Regions from separate parts of the Homo sapiens genome. Here region 2 is linked to region 1. Evidence: read pairs that join two places in POLR2A ChIA-PET (ENCODE). Cell type or tissue: Caco-2. All regions are shown on one strand. Each heading gives the region's core, and the rest is flanking DNA. Links, peaks and the distances in the headings are about the cores only. Region 1 overlaps HNRNPF (heterogeneous nuclear ribonucleoprotein F). Region 2 overlaps LOC105378271 (a long non-coding RNA gene).

Region 1 (5,366 bases), core at 78-5,077:
GATTTCCTACTCCACTGTTACTGGACCCACCAAGGCAGGAACTGTGTCTCTTTACCACTACAGTTCCTGTATCTTTTAGGTGCGTAGTATTTCTTGGTGAGTCAGTCAGTCTCCAGACTCAGTCATTTTTCTCTACATTACACATTCTTTCACATTCTTCTCCCACCAGTCTTCCTAGACTTGTTTCATTCCTTCCCATCTTGTCTCCATGTATCTCTTCCCACCATTCATTTTCCAGATAGCATCTAGACTGTTGTGTTAAAAAGCAAAACTCCTTTCACACCACATTCCATTAAATGCCTTCCCACTGGCCTTTGAACACCAAACCAGGCCTTTAAGGCTATGTCATCTCCTACCATTGATCTCAGACCTAGCTGCAGTTGCACAATACAACCCCTGGCTCAAGTCTTCTGCACACATTGTTCCCTCACAGGCAGGAACCCTATGGTGACTGATCAATAATTAAAACTTGCCTTGGGCCAGGCACAGTGGCTTATACCTATAATCCTAGCACTTTGGGAGGCCAAGGTGGATCAGTTGAGCCCAGGAGTTACAGACCAGTCTGGGCATCATAGAGAGACCTTGCCTCTACTAAAAAATTAAAAAAAAAATTAGCCCGGCTTGGTGGCATGCACCTGTGGTCCCAGCTACGTTGGGGAGGCTAAAGGTGGGAGGATCATTTGAGCCCAGGAGGTTGAGGCTAATGTGCCTGTCACACAGATTCAACAGTTACTAATCATGGACAGTTATTCTCCATCTCCCCACCTACTACTTTGTGGACAACTTCAAACAAATCCAAGCCATCACAAATATTTCAAGATGGATTTCTAAAACTTAATTGCTTTATTTTATAACATAACCATAATTCTGTGGGTTCTTTTATCTGGCTGGAACTATTCTGAGGTAGGACTGGCTCATTTGTCCTTGTAGTTTCCCACAGTCTACATCACTATATGCAGTATGTTACTGTTCCCTGTAATTCGTGTTATTTAGTAAGTGCATTCTAAAGACTTGCTTTCTCTCAGTTTTACAAACAGTTGTATTAGCCGGGTGTGGTTGCATGCCAGTGGTCCCAGCTACTCAGGAGGCTGAGGTTGGAGGCTTGCTTGAGCCTGGGAGGTTGAGGCTGCATTGCCATGATCGTGCCACTGCATTCCAGCCTGGGCAGCTGAGCCAGACCCTGTCTCAAAATAATAATAATTCTGTTAAAAACGTAAAACAGGCCGGGCGCGGTGGCTCACACCTGTAATCCCAGCACTTTGAGAGGCTGAAGTGGGTGGATCACAAGGTCAGGAGTTGAGACCAGCCTGACCAACATGGTGAAACCCTGTCTCTACTAAAAATACAAAAATTAGCCAGGGTGTGGTAGCGCACGCCTATAATCCCAGCTACTCAGGAGGTTGAGGCCAGGAGAATCGCTTGAACCTGGGAGGGGAGGTTGCAGTGAGCCGAGATCGTGCCATTGCACTCCAGCCCGGGCAACAGAGCAAGACTGTCTCTCAAAAAAAAAAAAAAACAACAACAACAAACTCCAAACAGGCCGGGCATGGGGCTCGCACCTATAATCCCAGTACTTTGGGAGGCCGAGGCAGGGGGATCACGAGGTCAAGATATCGAGACCAGCCTAGCCAACACGGTGAAACCACATCTCTACTAAAAACAAAAACTAGCTGGGTATAGTGGCATGGGCCTATAGTCCCAGCTACTCGGGAGGCTGAGGCAGGAGAATCGCCTTAACCCAGGAGGCAGAGGTTGCAGTGAGCCAAGATCATGCCACTGCACTCCAGCCTGGGTGACAGAGTGAAAACTGTGTCTCAAAAAAAACCAACCAAACAAACAAAACAGTCAAACATACACAAAAGTAGAAACAAGTGTAATGAAACTCTATGTATACATCAGGAGCTTTAATAAAAATTACTAGTTCATAGCACATCTTGTTTCATGTATATTTCCACTTTCCACGTAATCTGAAACATTCAAGAAATCAGGTATCATCTGCAAATATTTGTGGCTCTAAAAAGGGTCTTTTAAAGAAATAAAATTACAGTATAATGACAACAAAATTTACAATTCTGCAATATAAAATGTCACTGATCATATTATCGAAATTGCTTTATAGTTGTTCTCCAGTTCATTTGAATTAAGATTCAGAGGTCCACAAAATTGCGTTAGTTAAAAGTTTAGGAATTGCGTTAAAAAAATTTTTTTTCAAAGATTTTTTTTCAAAATCTTTACGTGTGTCCATGGTCAAATGTACAAACCAAGGTACGTCCGCTAGTTCCATTTTAGAGGCGGCCTCCCAGAGAGGGGCTGTGTCTAACTTGCTGGCTTCTCTTCCACTCTGCACTGCCCGCCCTTCCCCGTGGCTGGCACTCTGGACTTTCCCCAGGTCGCGCTCGCGCCTGGCTCCCTTCGGGAGAACTCGGAGAAATGTCTTCCCGCCGCCCTGACTCTCTCCTTCCCCCACTTCCTGCCTGGGCCCAGCGCGCGGGCCACGGGGCCGCACCTGCAGGCACGCGTTTCCCATTGGTGACATCTTGGCGGGCCCGGCAATGGCACTTCCTCCTCTGCACCCCGTGACCCACGTCCGGCTGCCGGTCTTGGATCACGAGGCCTCCGCTTCCCGGACTCCGGACCCCGCGCCTCCTCGGGGCCGACGGGCCAGTCCCTGGCGTGGTGAGCCGCCGCGCGGGCGCCCCGGCCCCGCCACTCCAGTCCCGGCCGCCCCCCCCAGGTCCCTTTCCGCCGCCCCGGTCGCTCGGAGACGGACGCAGACCTACGAGCGCCTCTTCCCTTCCCTCCCTTCAGCCGCGCTCGGCCCGCGGGTCCCCGAGCTCCCGCCTAGGCAGCGCTAGCTTGGCGGGCCGGGGAGCAGCCCCCACCCCACCTTGCCGTCGCCCTCGCTCTCGCCCTCAGGGCCCCGGAAGCCCGCCAGGGGCCCCCTCCCCTCCCCTCCCCTCCCCTCCCCCTCCCGCGAGGCGCCCTTCCCTCCGGGAACCCTCCCGTCCCTGCCCCCACTCTCCCCGCTGCGCCGCTCGCTCCGCCCCCCGCCCGGAAGCTCCCGCCCGAGCCCGCGCAGGCCCTGGGGCCGACCTTCCTGCCGGGCCGGGCGGTCCGAGGCTGCTGGAGTGCCGTGAGCAGGCCGCGGGAACGTCGCCGTCACCTTGTCTCGGGGCCTCGGCGCTGCTTCCCGCCAAAACACGTTTACCGCGCGCCCGGGCCTCCCACCTTGCGGAAGGGACCCCACCACCACTTGGATTTCTGTTGCAGGTTGAGAACAAAAACATGCACCTGGAGTTTCCCCGGAGCCCTCTGCGTGGTTGAGCTTCGGTGGAATTTCGGGGCTCTTGGCTGCCAGCCGCGCTTGCCTGGTAGCAACAGAAACCAGTCCTGCTCGCCTCCGTGGTAAGTCTAGAGCATGAAAGTCCGCGGGCCCGGCCGGGTGGACTTTGGTTTGAGAGTGGAACTAAGTGAGTAATGGGGGCGGCGCGGCCAGACGCGCTCCCAGCCTCCTGGCGAGAGTGCTGCCCGGTTTCCCGGGGGCACGGGAGTGTGTCTAGGAGGGGAGGCCAGGATCCTTCCTCGAGTCCTGTCCTGAACAAAAGAAAACGAGGTGGGTGGTGCTTGAACGGCCCTGTTTACTCTGCAGATAGCCGAACTGGTAGGACTCCGGCGCGCCCTATTTATCTTGATTGGCTCTGCCTGAAGGCAAGCGTTAATCCCGTCCAACCTGTATCACTGCGAAGAGCTCGTTCGGGAGCGCTTTTTGGAAATGCAGATTCTTAGCCCCCACCCAGATCTGTTTTAGGGTTGGTGTTTTAATTATCTAGGTGGCCCCCGTGCAAGCTCGATCTGAAAACCTCCGGGTCCAGTCACCTGGGGGAGCTGAGCAGCCCTCCCCGCCCCCAGCGCTTTCTTGGCGCTGCGGACGGGGAGACCAGACTCTTCCTCTGCGTGCGTTGGCGGTGCGCAGTGGCCGTGGTCTACAGGCTTACAGCGGCTGGTCCATTGGGGTAAATGGGTGTACGTGGGTCTGGTTGCCAGCTTGTGCATGTCCCCAGAGACGCCTCAGGGTGTTGGTCTGTGGATCACGCAGGGATAAACAAGGGCATAAGTGGATCAGATCATTAAGATGACTGGGTTCCACCCTTTAGATCCTTGAACAAGTCGGATTGTTGAAGCCTTTTGAAAACCTGATTCCAGAGTACTTGAAACTGTTTCACCCCTGAATAGGTTTCCTAATAAATGTAATGCTTTCCATTTGTACACCCCCCCAATAGTGTCTTAAGTAATAATCACTGGAAGTTTGCAAGACAAGGCAGATTTGATTATCTTCATGTTAAGACAACAGGTTCAGCATAATTAGCTGGTTTTACTAATTCCACATTTCCAAAACTCAAGCAGCTTAGTTCTCAGAATTCCATAGCCCTCAGCCCGTGTCCTAGTCCTTTGGGGCAGCGTTTTTACTGGGATGTTGGTGATCTAGTGATTATGATGTATGTTCTAGTGAAGCATATTTCAAAGAAGTTACCCAATAAAACTGAAAGTGTCTTTTGGATGTGTCTCCACACTGCTTACAGAGGGGTTCCTATAAATCAGACTGAACAATTTCTAGCAAGCACCCTTGCTCCTTGCCCATGCTATCCCAGTGAAAGAGGGGTCTTAAGGTCAAGTCCCCTGTGGTTGTCACTTCTCCCCCACCCATCTCCCTCCCAAGTGCCCTGCCCCCGATATTTAAATTTCCTCCCAGCACTTAGGGTCCTCAGTGTACAAACTTAGAATTGGGCAGAGGCGGGCGGATCACCTGAGGTCAGGAGTTTGGGACCAGCCTGGCCAACATATTGAAATCCCATTTCTACTAAAAATACAAAAATTCGCTGGGTGGGGTGGTGCACGCCTGTAATACCAGGTACTGAGGCAGGAGAATCTCATCAAGAGTAAATCTCATCAAGATCAATAAGGCGTTTCCCTTTTGTTGTGCTCTGTATTGCCCTGTGAAAAGATAATACTTCCAAAATGCTGTTAGGTGGATGGGGTGTGAGATTTAATTTAAACCCACGGGCTATATAAAGGGCTTCCCAGCTGTTTCTGTCCTTACCTGGAGTTCTGATCCCAGAGCCAGTGCCTAGGATCTGAGACCACACAGCCAATATCGCTCTGTTTTTTTTTTAGGACATTTCATTACCATCCAGAAGTGTCTCCCACTGAAGGCATCCGTGGTTGTTTTTAAGGTAAGCTATTTTAAGAAGAGCCCCTTTTCAGCTGCAGTATTTATATTTGTTATACTCAAATTTGTTTAGCAGCCTGGAGTGAAAAAAGTTTTGTCCCTAACATTAACCTTGAGCAGGACACCACAGGGCTCTTTT
Region 2 (5,366 bases), core at 161-5,160, 55 kb after region 1:
CAGAGAAGCAAATGCCAGCTCAGCTTCAAAGCAGGAGGAGCGAGGAGGCAGGGACAGAGGGGATGCTGGGGGAGTCCAGGGGGGATTTTGGCAGTGCCCATACCCTTCACCATCCCACATCAGAAGTTCCATGTCTTCTCCAGAGCCCAGGGCCAATTTTCCCTTCTCAGGAAAGCCTCCTGACTGCTGGGATCTCACACTCCTCAGCTGTTTGTCTATACCTTTCTGTAATTTTTTTTGAGACAGGGTCTTTGTTCTGTCACCCAGGCTGGAGTGCAGTGGTGTGATCACAGCTCACTGGAGCCTAAAACTCCTGGGCTCAAGAGATCCTTCTGCTTCAGCCTGCCCAGTTGCTGCACAATAGGCATGCACCACCATGCCTGGCTAAGGTAAAAAAAATTTTTTTTTGCAGTGACAGGGTCTCACTATGGTGCCCAGGCTGGTCTTGAATTCCTGGCTTCAGGTGATTTTCCTGCCTTAGCCTCCCAAAGTGCTGGGATTATAGGCATGAGCCACTGTGCCTGGACACACTTTTCTCTTAACTTTACTACTCTGTCTTCTGTGACAGGTGGCTGCTTCCTCTGTACACCTCACCCCAAATCTGAAAGCTCTTGGAAGGAGCAGTGCCTCACACACACCACAGCCATTCTGGTGCCGGGTTGGAGCAGCTGCACATTTATAAACGCCTGCCCATTGCCTGATCTCAGGGTGCCACTGAGGACGAGGGGCCTGTGCACAGCACGCGTGTGATGTGCACTTCTGGGTCACAAGAGTCCTGGGGAGACTCCAGAGGAAAAACCACCCATAGGCACTATGCCATGACCACACCCATGGACAACAGGACAGTTGTGACTCAGTCACCAGGAAGAACGCTGGCCAGAGATGAGAGATTCTGAGGGTGATTTTCTTTCCCTGACCTGATGAGCCAGAGCTCTGGCCACTGCGCTGTCTCCCGGGGCCAGCTGAGAGAACTCCACCTCCAGAGGCCCAGAGCCTTGGAATGGAAGGGTGCAGCTTGCAGGGGCTTCTATTAGGGACACAGAGGGCCAGACACCAATAAACTGCCCTCTGCTTGCTGCCATTAGGGTCAACAGAATCAGTGCTGCGGGGACCAACTCAGCCTGACCCACTGTGAACAGTGCCCTGCTCACGGTGCTGGGAAGATACCAACATTTGTGAAATATGAGGCACATTGTTTTCTATACATTTGGGGGAAAATGGCAACTGTAAAAATGACATAATAGGCCGGATTTGGTGGCTCACGCCTGTAATCCCAGTACTTTGGAGGCCGAGAGGGGCGCATTGCTTGAGTCCGGGGTTTAAGACTGGGCAATATCTCGGAACCCTATCTCTAGAAAGAATACAAAAATTAGTTAGACAGCGGTGCCTGCCTGTGGTCCCAGCTACTTAGAAGGCTGAGGCGGAAGGATCGCTTGAGCCTGGGAGGTGGAGGTTGCAGTGAACTGAGATCCCACTACTGCACTCCAGCCTCGGGGACAGAGCCAGACCGTGTCTCAAAAAAAAAAAAAAAAAAAAAAAAGTAGCAGAGGGTGGAGCTGGACAGACCTGCTGTCCTGTGTTGGTTCTTATTACTGGTATTATTACCAGTGCCCACCTGCTGATTCGGACTCTTAGCGACCCCTCCACAGCACTGTCCTGAGGGTGAAATGAGATCGGGGACAAAGTGCCACCAACTGGAAAAGGTTAACTCAGAACCATCTGGCACCCACCAGAACTTCCTACGCCGGGAGTGCGTCAGAACCAGCCGAGGGTGTGAAAGCGGACACTGTCACACTGTGGTAGGATTCTAAATCATTCACTATTTACATGAGCACAGAAATAAACTAGAATAAGATGTGTTAATTTTCTGTGTTAATTATCACAGACCGCACTCTATCCCCTGGCGGTTCTGCAGGTCGGAGCCGGGTATGCGCTCCTCCTGAAGCGGGCTCACGGGCCTGGCGGGCCCAGGACAAGGGGTGGGGGTAGGAGAAGGGAGGGCTGGGGGCAAAGCAGCCTCTCCCCGGCCTCGCCCCGGGCCCACCAAGCCTGGTGACCCACCCCGCCACCGTCTCCATGGTGACGATAAACAGGCCTCCTCCTTCGCCTTGCCAGCGCCCCCACGTACCCAGTCTCTGGTGGAAACTAGGGAGATGGAACCCTGGGGTGAGGAGCAGGCCCTGGGGTGGAGGGTGGGGGGCCGGAGGGCCTGGCAGGGCACGGGCGGCCTGGGCCCAGCGCAGCAGGCACTGGGGGGACAGGGGGGGAGCCCCCGAGCTTAGCCTGGCAGGGCCGGACCAGCCTGGGCTCCGTTGCTCTCACCGCCTGCACCCCCTTAACCCTGGGCGCGACACCACTCCATGGGCCAAGCCCCAGGACTCCACCCTGCGCAGCACCCGAGCGCATGGCAGCCCGCACACGCTGTCCCTGACACCCTCTGCTGGCTTGCGTCAGCCACTCTCTCAAGGCGTTTTCCTGCCCGACTCTGCACACTCGGCCTTGGTTTCTCCTGAGAGCAGCCATCAGGAGCGCTCCTACTCGCCCGCTGCAGCCTCTGCCCACCTTCCTGCCTCTGGCTCCGGCCCAGCCCGGCGTCCTGTGCACCACGCGGTGAGCTGCTCGCGCCACCGTCCGCGCAGCCTCCCTCCCTCCCTGCCCTCCACTCCTTCAGGTCTCCCCAGTCTCCTCACTCCAGGATGTCCTTCCTGCGCGTCTCCCGGGGGTACGGAGACGGTGCCCCCCGCGGGGAAACATGCTGATTTTTTCTCTTTCTCTTTTTTAATTTTTAGTTTTTAAAAGATTTAAAGGCTGGGCGCCATGGCTCACGCCTGTAATCCCAGCACTTTGGGAGACCAAGGCGGACGGATCACTTGAGGTCAGGAGTTCGAGATTGGCCTGGCCAAAATGGTGAAACCTTGTCTCTACTAAAAATACAAAAATTAGCCCTACTTGGTGGCGGACGCCTGCAATCCCAGCTACTCAGGAGGCCGAGGCAGGAGAATCGCTTGAACCTGGGAGGCGGAGGTTGCAGTGAGCTGAGATCGGGCCACTGCACTGGGATTGTCAGGGTTGGAAATTGTCTCTAAAACATCCACTCCCATTGGTGACCTCATCCCTTCTTCCTGAAGGCACACGGTTCCCAAATGCTCCTCATATAAAAAAAAAAAAAAATTTAAAAAATGAGGGTTAGACGCCAGAAGTAGGTGGGAGCACCTTAACCCTGTGTGTGTTGTCAGGCCTGAGGGCCTCTTCCATCCCTGTCAAGGGGAATGCCAACCTTCTTTCCCTCCATACAGCACGGTTCTCTCCTAAAACCCTCTCTTGACCCCACTTCCATTTGCAACGACCACCTCAGTGCTTTGTGCCCCTTAACAGCAAAGTCACGCTGAGTTGTCCACCTTCATTGTTTCCACTTTCTCTCCTCCCACCCTAAGTCACTCTCCCTCCTTTCCCTCCAACTCCACCTGCCTTTTCCACCCGACCATATCATGGTTGATCATTTCTTTCTGAAATTGTTTGTTTTTTGAGATGGAGTCTTGCTCTGTCATGCAGGCTGGGGTGCAGTGGTGTAATCTCGGCTCATTGCAACCTCCGCCTCCCGGGTTCAAGTGATTCTCCTGCCTCAACCTCCTGAGTAGCTGGGATTATAGGCGTGTGCCACCACACCCAGCTGATTTTTTGTATTTTTAGTAGAGACAGGGTTTCACCATGTTGGCCAGGCTGGTCTGGAACTCCTGACCTCAAGTGATTCGCCCACCTTGGCCTCCCAAAGTGCTGGAATTACAGGCATGAGCCACTGCCGTTGGCCTGAAATATTTTTTTATTGGCCTCCAGCACCTCTGTCCCATGGTTCTCTTACCTCGCTGACCAGCCCTTGGTCTCCTCACTAGTTCCTCATCACTGTCCCAATCTTTTAATGTTGAAATGCCCCCCGGGATTGTCAGGGTTGGAACTTTTCTCTAAAACATCCACTGCCATTGGTGACCTCATCCCTTCTTCCTGAAGGCACACAGTTCCCAAATGCTCCTCATATCCTGGGCCTTTCTCCTCAACCCCAGGCTCTAATGCATTTGTTCCCCCAACATCTCCACCTGGACATCTCCTAGACACCTTGAGCTGAACGTACAGCCACTGATCTCCTTCAAACCAGTCATCCCATTCACCTAGCCAGGATTCTTGCGAACGCCTCATCTCTCACACCCAGCACACCACCCACAAGCAAATACTTCTTGTCAAGGCTGCAGGTACTTCCAGAAATATGAGTCACAGTCCGTGCTTCCTGCATTCCCACTGGTTCCTGCCGTAGCCTCCTGGCCGGACTCCCTGCATGCGCACTTGCTCTCCTCATTCACTTGTCAGCCAAGTCAACAGCAGCTCAGTCATCCCCACCCGTGTCCCTCCTCAGCTGCAAACCTTCTGAGGGCACCAACTTGCCTCAGAATCCAACCCGGAGTCTGCACAGTATTTCCCACGACCCTGTGTGAAGTTTGTTGTCCCCTCTCTGCCTTCACTTCCTCTTCCTCTCGCCCTTGTCCACTCTGTTCCAGCTACACTTGCTTTTCCAGCCATAGCACCAGGCACCAAGAGCACCAGACCTCTCCTGCCTGTAGAGTGTTAACACTGGTTCCCACCCTTGATAGCTCAGCACCTTCACATCTTCCTCTAATATTGCCTGTGAAACCTTCCCTAACTATCCTGTTTTAGAATGGAATTCTGCCACACTCCTCTTCCTTCCCGCCTAATTCTACCCGTAGCATTTTCACTGCCCCACACAATGCCCCAGGCCAGCCTCTCCCATGGCCGGGGCTCCTGTCTACTGCCTCCTACCCCAGCACTTAAAAAAACTCTAATCGTAGGCTGGGCGTGGTGGCTTACGCCTGTAATCCTAGTACTTTTTGGGACAGAGGCAGGCAGGTTGCCTGAGCTCAGGAGTTTGAGACCAGGCTGGGCAACATGGTGAAACCCTGTCTCTACTAAAAAAACAAAAAATTAGCTGGGCATGGTGGTGGATGCCTGTAAATCCCAGCTACTCAGGAGGCTGAGGCAGGAGAATCACTTGAACCTGGGAGGTGGAGGTTGCAGTGAGACGAGATCATGCCACTGCACTCCAGCCTGAGCGACAGAGCAAGACTCTGTCTCAAAAAAACTACAACAACAACAACAACAAAACCACTCTAATCGTTTCTACCCCAAAGCAGAAAGGAGTCCTCCCTCTCTCCCTGACCCTCTCCTACCCCACCCTGAATGAATTTCCCGTCTTATTTCTCCGTGGGGCTCCTCCCCTTGGCTTTCTTCCTGTCTTTATGACTCTCCTCCATACACACACGGCCCCTCTGAAGCCCATTGTCCTCCCCTGCCCCACCAGC

What was found. ChIA-PET counts read pairs that join two places held together with the same protein. Peaks named below come from ENCODE experiments on the same cell type or tissue, not always from the same donor. Only the 100,000 strongest peaks of a DNase experiment are listed, where the experiment ranks them.
Region 2: POLR2A ChIA-PET joins it to region 1 with 6 read pairs; 13 of 35 experiments call an interaction of 5 or more read pairs at or near these places.

The regions. Positions count from the first base shown.
Region 1 is chr10:43,394,495-43,399,860 of GRCh38, reverse strand. HNRNPF (heterogeneous nuclear ribonucleoprotein F) reads left to right here. Exons shown (of 4, transcript NM_001098204.2): 2 at 3,271-3,405; 3 at 5,173-5,231. Among named protein-coding and RNA genes, the nearest start is that of HNRNPF, 12 kb to the left of the region's middle. RefSeq lists enhancers at 297-436, 975-1,860, 3,195-3,464, 3,637-4,524 and a silencer at 2,615-3,074. In Caco-2, for the core only: no CTCF peak of the experiment used is centred there; DNase peaks (open chromatin) are centred at 380, 2,470, 2,990 and 3,630; H3K4me3 peaks cover 3,813 bases.
Region 2 is chr10:43,339,719-43,345,084 of GRCh38, reverse strand. All of the region lies in intron 2 of LOC105378271 (a long non-coding RNA gene), which reads right to left. LOC107984226 (a long non-coding RNA gene) reads left to right here. Exons shown (of 3, transcript XR_001747439.2): 2 at 268-389; 3 at 1,609-1,863. It also overlaps the pseudogene RNU6ATAC11P. Among named protein-coding and RNA genes, the nearest start is that of LINC02633, 19 kb to the right of the region's middle. RefSeq lists an enhancer at 4,852-5,366. In Caco-2, for the core only: no CTCF peak of the experiment used is centred there; no DNase peak of the experiment used is centred there.